2 separate regions of the Homo sapiens genome follow, and region 1 is linked to region 2. Evidence: chromatin contacts called from ENCODE Hi-C or POLR2A ChIA-PET data. All regions are on one chromosome and are shown on one strand. The core of a region is the stretch at or near the end of the contact, and the rest is flanking DNA. Distances in the headings are between cores, read along the strand shown.

Region 1 (7,458 bases), core at 4,429-6,928, 1.8 Mb before region 2:
GATTGACCAGCAGTATAGCCGCTTCCTGCAAGAGTCGAATGTTCTCTATCAGCACAATCTACGAAGAATCAAGCAGTTTCTTCAGGTATGATGAGAAACTGAGGACAAGGAGAAACAGGACCCGCAGAGTCGGGTGTTAGTGTTCTTTCCTGGAAGCATCTCTTTTCTCATTTGGCTAAGTAACGAGAATCTATCTTGTATTTTCAATCACAGGAGAAGTAATTAGCCCTTTCTCAAAGCTCTGTATACTTACCCGTGAGCATCATTACCTGAGAATCACTTCTCTTGTCACAGTTGAAGTAATAAAGTGATTGTTATGTTAATCATACATGTTAGCATGTTAACGCGGTCCACTGATAGGAAGATGACTCTCACTGTTACATGTTAAATGTTTGACCATAATGGGATACTTCTTGACTAAGTCAGTAGCTTCCCTGCAAGACCAGGATAGTATACTGTGTAAAGACTCAGACAAGGCCAGGCATGGTGGCTCACGCCTGTAATCCCAACACCTTAGGAGGTTGAGGTGGGAGGATTGCTTGAGCCTGGGAGTTTTGAGACCAGCTTGGGCAACATAACAAGACACCATCTCTACAGAAATTTTTTTTAAAAACTAGCTGATTGTGGTGGCATGCACCTGTAGTCCCAGCTACTCAGAAGGCTGAGGTGAGAAAATTGTTTGAGCCTGGGAGGTCGAAGCTGCAATAAGCCGTGATTGCGCCACTGCACTCCAGCCTGGCGGACAGAGTGAGAGCCAGTCTCAAAAAAAAAAAAAAAAGACTCAGGCTAATGTGCCTTCTGTTACAGAAATAGTAACGACCTCCCCTTCGCCCCCCGCCGACAGAGAGCCTTCACCCAGGCTCTGAAGCCTTTGTTCCGTTGTTTCCTAGAATAAATGCTTTCCTTGATGAATACATTAGTTTTAAGGTGCCACAGTTCAGTCCACATCTCCATGGTCTGCTGCTGATTTTTATTCTCTTTCTCTCCTACTTATAGAGCAGGTATCTTGAGAAGCCAATGGAGATTGCCCGGATTGTGGCCCGGTGCCTGTGGGAAGAATCACGCCTTCTACAGACTGCAGCCACTGCGGCCCAGGTGAGACCTGAGACAAAACAAATCCCTGGTCTGGGAGGAATGGAAAATCAAACAACTTTATAATGAGATAAATTATTAGATCTACTAAAAAAGAAGGAAAAGAAATTAAATAGATCAATAATCATAAAAATACATTGAAAAACTCTAAAAAAAAAGAAAGTTCCACCCCCCAAAATACATTGAAAAACTCTAAAAAAAAGAAAGTTCCACCAAAAGAATCCAACAGACCCAATGGTTTAAAAGTTTTGTTTTGTTCTGACAAATTTTCTTTGTTTTTCTTTTTTTTTTTTTCTGAGACAGAGTTTTGCTCTTGTTACCCAGGCTAGAGTGCAATGGCGCGATCTTGGCTCACTGCAACCTCCACCTCCAGGGTTCAAGTGATTCTCCTGCCTCAGCCTCAAGAGTAGCTGGGATTATAGGCGTGTGCCACCACACCCAGCTAATTTTGTATTTTTAGTAGAGACGGGGTTTCTTCATGTTGGTCAGGCTGGTCTCGAACTCCTGACCTCAGGTGATCCGCCCGCCTCAGCCTCCCACAGTGCTGGGATTACAGGCGTGAGCCACTGTGCCCGGCCTGTTCTGACAAACTTTCATAGTACAGATTATTCCAATATCATTCAAACTTTTCCAAAGTATAGGAAAACAAGGGATGTTTTCAGCTTATTTTATGAGGCTGGAAAAATCCTCATATCAAAACCTAAAAAACAGCCAGGTGTAGTAGCTCACGCCTGTAATCCCAGCACTTTGGGAGGCTGAGACGGGCAGATTGCCTGAGCCTCAGGAGTTCGAGACCAGCTGGGGCAATGTAGCGAGACCTCATCTCTCTTTTTTTTTTTTTTTGAGACAGAGTCTCTCTCTGTCGTCCAGGCTGGAGTGCAGTGGTGCCATCTTAGCTCACTGCAACCTCCGCCTCCCAGGTTCAAGCGATTCTCTTGCCTCAGCCTCCCGACTAGCTGGGACTACAGGTGTGTGCCACCAAGCCTGGCTAATTTTTTGTATTTTTTTTAGTAGAGATGGGGTTTCACCTTGTTAGGCAGGATGGTCTTGATCTCCTGACTTCATGATCCACCGGCCACAGCCTCCCAAAGTGCTGGGATTATAGGCATGAGCCACCACGCCCAGCCTTTTTTTTTTTTTTGAGACAGAGTCTTGCTCTGTTGCCAGGCTGGAGTGCAGTGGCGTGATCTCAGCTCACTGCAACTTCTGCCTCCCAGGTTCAAGCTATTCCCCTGCCTCAGCCTCCCAAGTAGCTGGGACTACAGGCGCGCGCCACCACACCCAGCTAATTTTTTGTGTTTTTAGTAGAGATGGGGTTTCACTGTGTTAGCCAGGATGGTCTCGATCTCTTGACCTCGTGATCCGCCCGCCTCGGCCTCCCAAAGTGCTGGGATTACAGGCGTGAGCAACCGCACCTGGCTTAATTAAGGATCTTTCTAAACACAAGAAAGAATATTTATCAGAAACCAAAGGGAGCATGATGCACAGTGGTGAAACACTATTCTCAGTAAAAACAGCAAAAGATAAGGATGTCTTTTACCATTGATACTTTTCTGAGGGATCCAGCCTATGCAAAAAGAAAAAGAAATGAGGGTACAAATATTGGAAAGCAAGGGACAGAACTCTTATTATTTACAGATAGATAGGTCTTCCTCGAAGATCCAAGAGAAACAAAACTAACAATAACAATTGGAACTAGCAAGGTTTAGAAAGGCCATTGTATACAAGATAAATATTTTTAGAATCTGCAGTTCCCCTAATCAGTAGCAGCAGTAACCTGTTAGAAGATGTAATGAAAGTAAAGATCTGGGCCAGGCACGATGTCTCACGCCTGTAATCCAAGCACTTTGGGAGGCCAAGGTGGGCAGATCATGAGGTCAAGAGATTGAGACCATCCTGGCCAACATGATGAAACCCCATCTCTACTAAAAATACAAAAATTAGCTGGGTGTGGTGGTACGCGCCTGTAGTCCCAGCTACTCGGGAAGCTGGGGCAGGAGAATCGCTTGAACCTGGGAGGCGGAGGTTGTAGTGAACCAAGATTGCGCCACTGCACTCCTGGGCGACAGAGCGAGACTCCGACTGAAAAAAAAAAAAAAAAAAAAAGAAAGATCTGATTCATAGTAGTAAAACTAAATGTATGCAATTTGCATATACTATTGGTATGTATGGGAAAATATCTGGAAACACATATACTAAATCATTAAAGTAGTCGGTCATAGGAGACTTTTTTACTTTCTGTGAGGGGTTTTACCGTCTTTAATATCCTATAATCAGGGACATTTTTTCTTTTTCTCCGTGACCCCCTGCTTTTTAAAAAATTGTGGTGAAATACACATAACATTACATTTCAAATTTACCTTTGTAACCTTTGTTTTTTTTTTTTTTTTTTGAGACAGTCTCACTCTGTCACCCAGGCTGGAGTGCAGTGGTGTGATCACAGCTCACTGCAGCCTCAACCACCTGGGCCCTAGCGATCCTCCTGCCTCAGCCTTATGAGTAGCTGGGACTACAGGCACATGCCACCATGCCCAGCTAATTTTTTTTTTTTTTTTTTTTGGTAGAGATGGGCTCTTGCCATGTTTCCCAGGCTGGTGTTGAACTCCTGGGCTCATCAACTGATGAGAAAGAGCTCTCCAGGCAGAAAGAAGATCATGTTCAAAGACAGAAACAGAAATGTGTATTCTTGGGAGAAGTGTAGAAAGTTCAGCATCTGATTGGGTCGGGGAAGACAAGCTAGTCAAGGCCACATGATGTTTTAATTAGTCATGCCTAACAGTGGGGCCCTGGAAGAGCAGTTTACCACAAGGGGCCAACTGCTTCGGTTTGAACCCGCAGCCCTGCCACTTGCTCTGTAACCTTAAGTAAACAATTTTTACTCTCTCTGTTCCTCCAATGGGAGTGATAACAATACCTTCTTCATAGAATTAATTCATACATGTAAAATGCTTAGAACAGTATCTGACACATAAATGCAAAATAATTTAACTGCTTTCTGCTGCTGCTGACATCACTATCATCACCCTCACCATTACTGTAGGAAATGGGGACCCAGTGAAGAATTTTTTTTTTTTCTTTTGAGACAGAGTCTCACTCTGTCACCCAGGCCGGAGTGCAGTGACGCGATTTCGGCCCACTGCAACCTCTGCCTCTCAGGTTCAAGCGATTCTCATGTCTCAGCTTCCCAAGTAGCTGGGATTACAGGCATGAGCCACCACACTGGGCTAATTTTTTGTATTTTTAGTGAGATAGGGTTTCACCATATTGGCCAGGCTGGTCTCAAACTCCTGACCTCAGGTGATCCATCCACCTCGGCCTCCCAAAGTGCTGGGATTACAGGCATAAGCCACTGTGTCCGGCCCTAGTGAGGAATTTTAAGCAGAAAACTGATATGCTCAGGTGTGAGCGAGGTGGTAGGTAACACTTACTGTGCAGTGCCCTGTAGCCCAAGAGGTTAGCACACAGGCATTTGCTCAGGCAGCACTAGGATTTTCTGCTGTGGAAAACCTTTGTATTTTATCCTGCTCCACAAGATAAAAATAAGTGGTTTAAGTCAATTTGGATAGAGGCTCCAACTTACCATGGGAGGTAGGAAAGCCAAAGTTATCCCAAGGATGTTTTCAATCGTACGGATTAGGGGTCTGCAAACTGTGAGCGTGGCCCAAATCCAGCCTGCTGCTTGTTTTTGTAAATGAGGTTTTTTCGGAACCCAGCCACACTCATTTATTTATGCATTATCTGTGGCTGCTTTGGTGCTGCAGTGGCAGGGCTATTTGTGGCAGGGACTGTATGACCCAGGAAACCAAAAATATTTACCCTCTGTCCCTTAGAGAAAAAGTTTGCAACCCCTGATATAAAGCTATAAGTTGGTTATTTGTGGCCTCAACCCAGGCCTCACTGCTATTTTTTCTGTTTACAATACCTGGCATGCTCTTAAGTGTCTAGAATTGGTTAAAGATAGAAGAGTGGATGTAATCCCTGCTACCAAGGGCTGTCAGGCTAGTTGGGATTATAAGTACACAAACACTCAAAGTGAGAAAAACACAGAAAAGGATGTGTGTCATTTTGTCTAAGGAAGTTGAATAAGATTTCTCAGGAAAAGAAACATTTGAACTGAATTTGAAGGTGAGTGAGTTCAGGTGTGTTTGGGCTGAAGCCCAGGCCATGCTGAGTGGATAGCGGGTGGGAAGAGAGTGTGGAAACACACTGCATGCAGGGAAGAGTTGGGAGTCTGGGGTGACCAAGGCACAGGGAGGGAAAGTTGAAGTTATCAATTGTGTGAAACAGCTTTCTGTGTTGGCCTGAGATGTTTATAGCTGGAAGCAGTGGGGAGCCAATACAGTTTTTTACGAAGGTATTAGAGGTGGGTTTCTGTGGGTGATCGTTAATCATGTTTTCTCCCTTTAAGTGTAGTCCTGCTTGAGAAATAGACATGAGAAAGGAATGAAGGTTAAAACATCAGCTGTATTGTTGGTAAAACTAGAATGGAAAGTGTGGCTTGAGCTGGTAACCATAGGGGCTTTCCAATGCCTGTGCCCTGAGTTAGATCTTGGGGTAGAGAGACTGGATGTGCAGAGCAGCACCCCCACCCCACCCCAGCCATCCATATGGAGCTTCAGCTGCCATAGACCAACAAGGCAGAGGGATAGGCCTCTAGACCTGCTTCTAGAAACCAGGCTGCTGCTCTTGCTTATGGTGGGCCCTAGGAAGGCAAGAGTGAGAGGAGGGAGGCACCAGCTTAGGTGCTGGGTTCTTTGAAGATCTGTGTGTACACAGAGTCTTTCTCTCCATCTTACCAATCAGATGAGTCACTGTCACTGTGGGAAGAAGTAGGGGCATGGGTCACCTTCCCAAAACTTCTAAGAAGTTTGTATTCTGTGGGCTTGGATAGGGACCATGGGAAAGGAAGAGAATGGTTGCCCATAAAACTGGCTGTAGTGTGGCCTCAAACTTCTGGACTTAAATGATCCTCCCACCTCAGCCTCCCAAGTAGCTAGAACTACAGGTATATGCCACCATGCCCAGCTAGTTAAAAAAAAATTTTTTTTTTTTTTTGGTTGAGATGAGGTCTCTTTCTATGTTCCCTGGGCCGGTCTCAAACTCCCAGCCTCAAGTGATCCTCCTGCCTTGGTTTCCCAAAGTGCTAGGATTATAGGTGGGAGCTACCATGCCTAGCCCAAGCCTGTAATTTTTTTTTTTTTTTTTTGAGATGGAGTTTCACTTTTGTTGCTCAGGCTGGAGTGCATGGCGCAGTCTTGGCTCACCACAACCTCCACCTCCCGGGTTCAGGCGATTCTCCTTCCTCAGCCTCCCGAGTAGCTGGGATTACAGGCATGCACCACCAAGCTCAGCTAACTTTGTATTTTTAGTAGAGATGGGTTTCTCCGTGTCGGTCAGGCTGGTCTCAAACTCCTGACCTCAGGTAATCTGCCCACCTTGGCCTCCCAAAGTGCTGGGATTACAGGCATCAGCCACCGCACCTGGCACGAACCTGTAATTTTTAAGTTTCATATGCTATTTATTTTTTGTTATTTCTTTAATTCATTCATTCATTTATTCATTCGAGATGGGGCCTCACTATGTTGACTAGGCTAGTTTTGAACTCCTGGCCTCAAGCAGTCCTCCCACTTCAGCCTTCCCAAGTGCTGATATTATAGGTGTGAGCTGCTACATCCAGCCTTCTTTCTTCTTTTTCTTTTTCCATGTGCTATTTGACATTTTCCAAGGTACCAGCCTCCCCTTCTCCCCAAGATAATATCTTTTAATATGGAATTTCATCCCTAGGGCAGGACTTTTTTTTTATTATCCCTCAGAAATATACTGGACACCACGTTTAAGTAGACATCCAACATCTGCTGTCATAAATTGTTTTGAATTTTTTGACATACTTGCCCATGAGGTTTTTGAAGGCATAGACCATGTCTTAGCTGAACATGTGGTCTCTTAGTGCCATAAAGGGGGTTTATGGTATGACCTGTGTAGTGTCACCTGTGTAGTGACAGCACCACTGCCTCTGTTTCCCTTCCTCTTGTGATGGCAGCAGCGTCTCAAGCCAAACAAGAAGGGTAGTTAGGGTGGGATGGAAGCTGGGTAGAGGTATTCCTCTCCCCATAGTTCTGTGTTCACATGTGCATTGACCTCCTTTTTGGCAGCAAGGGGGCCAGGCCAACCACCCCACAGCAGCCGTGGTGACGGAGAAGCAGCAGATGCTGGAGCAGCACCTTCAGGATGTCCGGAAGAGAGTGCAGGTGATGCAAGTTACAAGCCTCGGGCAGGGAGCTTTCATTAATTTTTTTTTTTTTTTTTGAGACAGGGTCTTGCTCTGCCACTCAGGCTGGGCTGCAGTGGCATGATCACAGCTCACTG
Region 2 (7,760 bases), core at 4,515-7,014:
GTCCATATATTCCAGAGCTGAGTTCAGGTCCTGAATATCTTTGTTAATTTTCTCTCTCAATGATCTGTCTAATGGGGTGTTAAAACCTCCCACTATTATTGTGTGGGAGTCTAAGTCTATTTGAAGGTCTTTTTGAGCCTATGTCTGTCTTTGCATGTGAGATGGATCTCTTGCAGATAGCATACCAATGGGTCTTGGTTTTTTATCCAGCTTGCCACTCTGTGTCTTTTAATTGGGGCATTTAGCCCATTTACACTTAAGATTAGTATTGTTATGTGTGGATTCAATCCTGTCATCATGATGCTAGCTGGTTATTTTGCAGACTTGTTTATGCGGTTGCTTCATAGTGTCACTGGTCTGTGTACTTCAGTGTATTCTTGTAGTGGCTGATAACAGTTTTTCTTTTCCATATTTAGTGCTTCCTTCAGGAGTTCTTGTAAGGCAGGTCTGGTGGTAATGAATTCCCTCAACATTTGCTTGTCCTGAAAGGATCTTATTTCTCCTTCGCTTATGAAGCTTAGTTTGGCTGGATATGAAATTCTGTATTGGAATTTCTTTCCTTTAAGAATGTTGAATATTGGCCCCCAATCTCCTCTGGCTTGTAGGGTTTCCACTGAGAGGTCTGCTGTTAGTCTGATGGGCTTCCCTTTGTAGGTGACCTAGCCTTTCTCTCTGGCTGCCCTTAACATTTTTTCTTTCATTTCTACCTTGGAGAATCTGATGATCATGTGTCCTGGGAATGATCTTCTCATGGAGTATCTCACTGGGGTTCTCTGCATTTCCTGAATTTGAATGTTTGCTTGTCTAGCTAGGTTGGGGAAGTTCTCCTGGAAAATATCCTGAAATATGTTTTCCAAATTGTTTCCACTCTCCCCATCTCTTTCAGATACCCCAATCAGTCATAGATTCCGTCTCTTTACATAATCCCATATTTCTTGGAGGTTTTATTCATTCCTTATCATTCTTTTTCTCTATTCTTATCTGCCCGTATTATTTCATAAAGACAGTCTTCAAGCTCTGAGATTCTTTCAGAGGAAGAATCTTTCAGAGGAAGACTAAGCAGAACTTGGCCTATTCTTCTATGAATACTTCTGATTGCATTGTGAAGTTCTTGTAGTGTGTTTTTCAGCTCGATCAGGTCAGTTATGTTCTTCTCTATAATATCTATTTTGGCTGTCAGCTCCTGCATTGTTTTATCATGATTTTTAGCTTCCTTGCATTGGGTTACAACTTGCTTCTTTAGCTCAGCGACGTTCATTTTTATCCACATTCTGAAGTCTACTTCTTTCATTGCAGTGATCTTAGCCTTACCCCAGTTCCAAACCCTTGCTGGAGAGATGCTGCAGTCATTTGGAAGGAAGAAGGCACTTTGGCTTTTTGAGTTTTTAGTGTTTTTATGCTGATTCTTTCTCATCTTTGTGGGCTTATCTACCTTTGATTTTTGAGGTTGCTGACCTTTGGATGGGGTTTTGGGGTTTCTTTTGTTTTTCTTTTAACAATCTGGCCACTTTTCCATAAAGCTGCTGTGGCTTGCTGAGGGTCCCCTCCAGACTCTAGTCACTTTGGATTTTCCAGTACCTGGAGGTATCACCAGTGAAGGCTGTGAAACAGCAAAAATGGCAACCTGCCCCTTCCCCTGGGAGCTCCATCCCAGGGAGGTATGAACCTATTGCTGGCCTAAACACACCTGTAGGAGATGGCCGGAGACCCCATTTGGGAGGTCTCACCCAGTCAGGAGGAACAGGATTGGGGAGCCACTGAAAGAAGCAATCTAACCACACTTCCGAAGAGAAACTATGCTATGCTGGGCACCACTTGCATCCCCAGTTGGCTTGGGATCTCCAAAGCCTGGAGACTGGTGTGGCTAAGTCGCCAAAACAGCAAAGATGGCAGCCTGCCCCTCCCCCGAGGAGCTCTGTCCCAGGAAGTCTTCAAATCTCTGTCAGCCAGAGAACATCGACAGGAGTGGCTGGAGGCCACAGTTGGGAGGTCCTGCCCAGTGAGAAGGAATGGATTAGGGACCCTCTTAAAGAAGCAGTCTGGCCATATTTTGGTAAAGCAGCTGTGCCACGTTGGGAGATCCTTTCAGCCCCCAGTTGGTTTGAGCTCCCCAAAGCTGAAAGGCTGGAATGGCTGGGATGCCCAAACAGCAAAGGTGGCAGCCCTCTCCACCATCCAGGCACCCTGTCCCAGGGAGAGATCAAAATTTTATGGGCTGTAGAAAATGGGCAGAGGTGGCTGAAGGCCTTGTTTGGGAAGACCCACCCAGTGAGGAGGAATGGATAGGAGTCCTGCTTAAAAAAACAGTCTGGCCACGTTTTGGCAGAGCAGCTGTGCTGTGCTGGGGGATCCTTTCCACACCTGGTGGGTTTGGACTCTCCAAAGTCTACAGGCTGGAACAGCTGAGTCGTCCAAACAGCAAAGGTGGTGCCCCTCACCCCCACCCCAGCCACCCCCAGAACTCCACCTTGTCTCAGGTAGGTGCTACACTGTTGCCCGTGGCTGGCTGGAATTCCAAGCCAGTTGGTCTTATCTGGTGAGGTGCTGTGGAAGTGAGGCCCACAGACCAATGCTGCTCAGCTCCCTGGATTCAGCCTCCTTCCTAGGGGTATGTACAGACCTCCTGCCTTGCCTGAATGGCGGTCACCTTTGCTGGGGTTCCGGAGCCTGAGTATGTAAAGCTCCTGGGTGTCTGTGCATGCCTGAGCAGCTGCTCTGCCAATAATCCAATGCAGCTCTGTGTGTAAGACCCAAAGGCCTGGTGGAGTGGGTTCACAGGGGATCTCCCGATCCAAAGGTTGCAAAGATCGGTGGGAGAAGCATCATTCCCCAGGTTTGCACATTCACTCACCACTTCCCTGGTGGGGGGAGGGGAGGGGGTTTCCTTTGGGTCTGTGTTGCTCCTATGTAGGCCATTGCCCTGCCCTGCTTTCCTCTATCCTCTGTGGGTCGAGCTGATTCCTTAATCAGTCCCAATGCAAGTATCTGGATGTTTCAGATAAAGGTTTTGAAGTACCCACCCCTTTGTTCCTCTCTGAGAGAGCCATGCCCCATACCTGCTTCTAGTTGGCCATCTTTGAAAATAAAATTAAGAAAACAATTTCATTTACAAGCACATCAAAAAGAGTAAAATACTTAAGAAAAAATTTAACAAAGAAGTGAAAGACTTGCAGCCTAAAAAGTATAAAGAAATTAAGGAAGACCTAAATAAATGAAAAAAATCCCATGTTCATGGACCAAAAGACTTTGTTAGAATGGCAATACTCCCTAAATTGATTTACAGATTCAATGAAATTCCTATTAGAATCCCAGCTGGTTTCATTGCAGAAATTGATAACCTAAAATTCATATGGAAAAGAGAGAGATGCAGATTAGTCAAACAATGTTTAAAAAGACAGATAAAGTTGGAGCAGTCACAACTCCCAATTTCAAAATTTGCTATAAAGCTACAGTAATCGAGACAGTGTGGTACTGTCATAGGACAGACACAGAGATTGATAAAATAGAATTGATAGTCTAGAAATAAACCATTACATTTATGATGAATTGATTTCCAACAGAGGTGCTAAGACAGTTCAATGGTGGAAAAAATAGTCTTTTCAACAAATGATGCTGGGAAAACTAGATATCCATATAAAAAATGAAGCTGGATCCCTACCTCACACCATATGCAACAATTAGCTCAAAATGGATCAGATCTAAATGTTGCAGCTAAAACTATAAAAGTCTTAAAAGAACATATACGAATAAATCTTTGTATACTTGAATTATGCAATGGTTTCTTAGATATGGCACCAAAGACACAATTGACAAAAGAAAAATAAATCAATTGAACCTCCACATTTAAAACTTTGCGCTTCTTTTGCCAGAGATTCAGGTTTTAAAAAACAAAAAGCCTTTGTGCTTCAAAGGACGCTATCAAGAAAGTGAAAAGATGATCCATAGTAAGGGAGAAAATATTTACAGATATGTATCAGATAAGGGATTGTAACCAGAATATATAAAGAAGTCTTACAACTCAATAATAAAAAATAAATAACCCAATTTTTTAAATGGGCAAAGGATTTGAATAGAAATTTCTCAAAAAATAATACAAATGGTCAATAAGAGCATGAAAAGATGCTCAGCATAGGTAGTCATTAGGAAAACGCATATCAAAACTACAAAGAGGCCGGGCATGGTGGCTCATGCCTGCAATCCCAGCACTTTGGGAGGCCGAGGCTGGCAGATCACCTTAGGTTAGGAGTTTGAGACCAGCTTGGCCAACATGGTGAAACCCCGTTTCTACTAAAAATACAAAAATTAGCCAGGCATGGTGGCACGTGCCTGTAGTCCCAGCTACTTGGGAGGCTGAGGCAGGAGAATCACTTGAACCCAGGAGGTGGAGACTGCAGTAAGCCAAGATCGTGCCACTGCACTCCAGCCTGTGCAACAGAGTAAGACTCCATCTCCAAAAAAAAAAAAGAAAAAAGAAAAAAAACACAATGAGATACCACTTTACAGCCACTAGGATGGCTAGAATCAAAAGAATGGACAATAGTAAGTTTTGTTGACAATGTGGAACCCTCACGCATTGTTGATGGGAACAAAATGGTGTAGTCACTTTGGAAAACAGTTTGATAGTTCGTCAAAATGTTAAATATATAATTACCATATGACTCAACAATTTCACTTCTAGGTATATACCCAAGAGAAATAAAGCATATGTCCACACAAACACTTGCACATAAATATTTATAGCAGCATCATTCATAATAGCTAAAAGGGAAAACAGCCCAAACATCCAACTGATGACAGACAAACAAAATGTGGCATATCCATACAATGGAATGTTATTCAGCCATAAAAAGGAATGGGGAATGGATCCATACCACCACATAGGTAACCTTGAAAACACTAACTGAAAGAAGCCAGATGTGAAGGTCACATATTGATACTTCTATTTATGTGAAATGTTCAGAATAGGAAAATCTATAGAGCCAGAAAGTAGATTTGTGGTTGCCAGGGGCTTTCGATGACAGGAGGGGAGGGGAGCAGTCATTGCTAGTGATTACAGGGTTCTTGAGAGGGAGTGAGAAAAAATGTTCTAAAATGTATTGTGGTGATGGTTGCATAACTCTGTGAACATACAAAAACCATTGAATTCTATACTTTAAAAAGGTAAATTTTATGGGATGTGGATTATAGCTCAATAAAGCTGTCATTAAGAAAGGAAAAGGAAGGGAGGGGAGAAGAGGGAAAGGGGAGGGAGGGGAGGGGAGGGGAAGGGGGGAGAAAAAAGATACATCGTGGCATATCTCTTCCCTTTTACCTGTCATTATGTGTCAGTGCCTCCCATTGGCCTAAACTACCCAGAAGCCAGAGGGAAAGCCATTTGGGACTATATTCCACTGTGACACTGAGCAGAGCAAGGGAAGGATGGGGACACTTCTCTCACACATCTCTGACTCCCCAACATCTAACCCATGGCCTGGCATGTGATATTCATGCTATAAATATTTGTTGAATCAGTAAATGGCCCCTCATCTAGATTCTGCCAGGCAGCGCAGGGGGCTTTTTGAATGTAAATGACCTAATGATTCAGGATCCTATGACCAGCGACTGTCACCCTCTGTCACCTTTCTTCTGCCCCTTTATCTCTGAAGGCATTGAAGGGGCCCTGCATGAGTCAGGGAGGGCTGGGGGGAGGAGCAAGGGTGGGAGGGGCAGGGAAGAGGGTGGCTTCTCCGACAACTTAAAAGGGGCTTGAACCACTTCCTCCCCAGACAGGGGTAGTGCGAGGCCGGGCACAGCCTTCCTGTGTGGTTTTACCGCCCAGAGAGCGTCATGGACCTGGGTGAGTGAGCCTCTTCATGTGAGAAGGAACAGTACCAGGGTCTTGGACACCCAGACTGACCCTGTGGAATGGGGGTGGAGGATGCGGGTGGAGCGCATAGGGGTGCTTCCTGGAGAAATCAGTTCTGATTTGGTGGGCATTGGAAGCTACTTCCAGAGAATGCCCCCTGCTGTCCCAGGAGGGGTGCACCTGCCCTTTCAGACCTGGAGAAGGGGTCAGCCTTTGGTGCCAGTGGGGACAAGGGAGGGGCCGAGATCATGTCTTTCTAAAACAGCAGGGACATAAGAGAGTGGCGGGGCTGGGCTTGGTGGTCTGGCAGAACCTGTTCTCATCATGAGGGTGATAGGTTAGGCCCTCTGGGACCTCTGGGGACAGGTTTCAACAGAGAAATTCTCCCTAGAGAGCTTAGGACCTTTTACCCACTCTCTGATTCCCACCTTTCTCCCCTGCCAAATATTCATATACCTGTCCACTTGGGGTCATGAGGAGATGCAAATGAAACGTGACTGGGTTGTGAGAATGGTGCGGTGCATTGCAAATGCAAGCTCTGGTTGCTTTCTCTCTGCTGCACATCCCACCTGCTTTGATCTGGCTTTGCTGTTGCCTCTTGCAAGTTAAGGAACGGGCAGGCAACATGGAATGGGATGGCAAGGGGCACTCAGCTTGGAGAAATCATAGCCAGGCCTTCAGCACAGCCCCTGCCCCTGAGCAAACCTCACGCACTCTGCCCCGGCAGATAACTCTACTCTTTAGAAAGCCCTTTCTCAGGTCTAACCTAGAAGGGGTCAAGGGGAAGCACTGAGGGTGTTCTGAGTGGTTCATCCAGCTCCAGACGCCCCCTTTATAAATCTCAGCTGTGGAGTCAGACCAGGCTGAGGCTAAGAAGACCAGGTTCCTAGATGGCTTGTCTCACCAGCAAACAATGCACCACGGCGGCCTCAAAGCCGCAAAGGGTTGGCTTTAAAAAGTGAAGGTTCCCTGGTGCTGTCCTCACACCCCTCCTCGCCACACCACAGCCTCCTTGATTTCATCTCTTACTTTCCCGCCTGCCCTGAACGCTGGATCTGGACCCAGCAAACAGCTGTGAAAGGGTTAAAGTGGTCACCCCACCCACTGACTGTGAACTCCTGAAAGGCAGGTTCAGGTGCTTTGAGGATGTGAGGAGAAAATGTCTGCGGAATGAATGAATACACCGTATCAAGAACTCCGTAGAGTTTAGTTTTTGAAAATCTCTTCCAAATGCCTCATTTCCCAGCCAATCTACCCTTAAATCCCACTCCCCTGCACCCCCTCCACCACCCCCCATCACAATCCCACAGTACAGACGTCACCCACAGAAGACCCTGCTCCAGCCTTTCATACTGGCCTCCAGGAAGGAAACCAAGCAGTGCCCAGTGGTGTGCTACTGGGCATTTGAAAAGCAGCTCCCCGGGGTGGAGCACTGGTAGCTGACTCCAGGGTGGAGGGAAAGTCCTGAATTTGTAGTGCTTGCCAATTTCCATGGTGTAAATTCTCCCACCCTGGCTGATTGATTTCAAGCCATCTACATGACTGAACAGGGGGTTGGGAAGATGTGCAGAGTGTCTTACCCCAGACTAGGTTTAGGGGTGCTAGACTCCTAGGCTTTGATGCAGGGAGAGAGGGTAATCTCTGGTCCAGGAAGAAGGGATATTCTTGCCACTTCACTCAACTTGAGAGAGCCCCAACGGTCAAACCCGAAATACTGGTAGGAGGGGAAGCCGCTGACAAGCTTTACTCAAAACGGGCTCTCTGGGCCGTTGATGGGGTGGGTGGGCCTTGGAGGATCTGTTGTTCTGCTCTTCATCTGCCCAGCAAGGAGCAAGAGGTGGGTGAGGAGGGAGGGTTTCTGTTACACAAAATGAAAACTCCCAAGCAGGGCTGAGCTGGCCTTTTTCACGGTTTG

What was found. A loop is a pair of places that touch in the nucleus more often than their neighbours do. ChIA-PET counts read pairs that join two places held with the same protein, here RNA polymerase II (POLR2A). Pooled maps may share reads with other maps.
Region 1: a pooled map shows a loop between it and region 2 (2.2-fold over the local background). The contact joins the enhancer-like site here to the promoter of CCR7 in region 2. A Hi-C loop is called at or near these places in 1 of 50 pooled maps. POLR2A ChIA-PET finds 5 or more read pairs at or near these places in 2 of 52 experiments (GM10248 and activated T-cell).

What each region holds. Positions count from the first base shown.
Region 1 is chr17:42,339,196-42,346,653 of GRCh38, reverse strand. It overlaps STAT3 (signal transducer and activator of transcription 3), which reads left to right. Exons shown (of 24, transcript NM_139276.3): 3 at 1-85; 4 at 997-1,095; 5 at 7,245-7,340. Among named protein-coding and RNA genes, the nearest start is that of STAT3, 46 kb to the left of the region's middle. RefSeq lists a silencer at 3,203-3,272. Within about 2 kb of position 5,678, at least 3 of the 41 ENCODE cell types and tissues checked have a DNase peak (open chromatin) inside an H3K27ac peak, as active enhancers do.
Region 2 is chr17:40,563,476-40,571,235 of GRCh38, reverse strand. It overlaps CCR7 (C-C motif chemokine receptor 7), which reads left to right and starts at 5,764. Exons shown (of 3, transcript NM_001838.4): 1 at 5,764-5,836. The coding sequence starts at 5,827. RefSeq lists an enhancer at 6,209-7,125.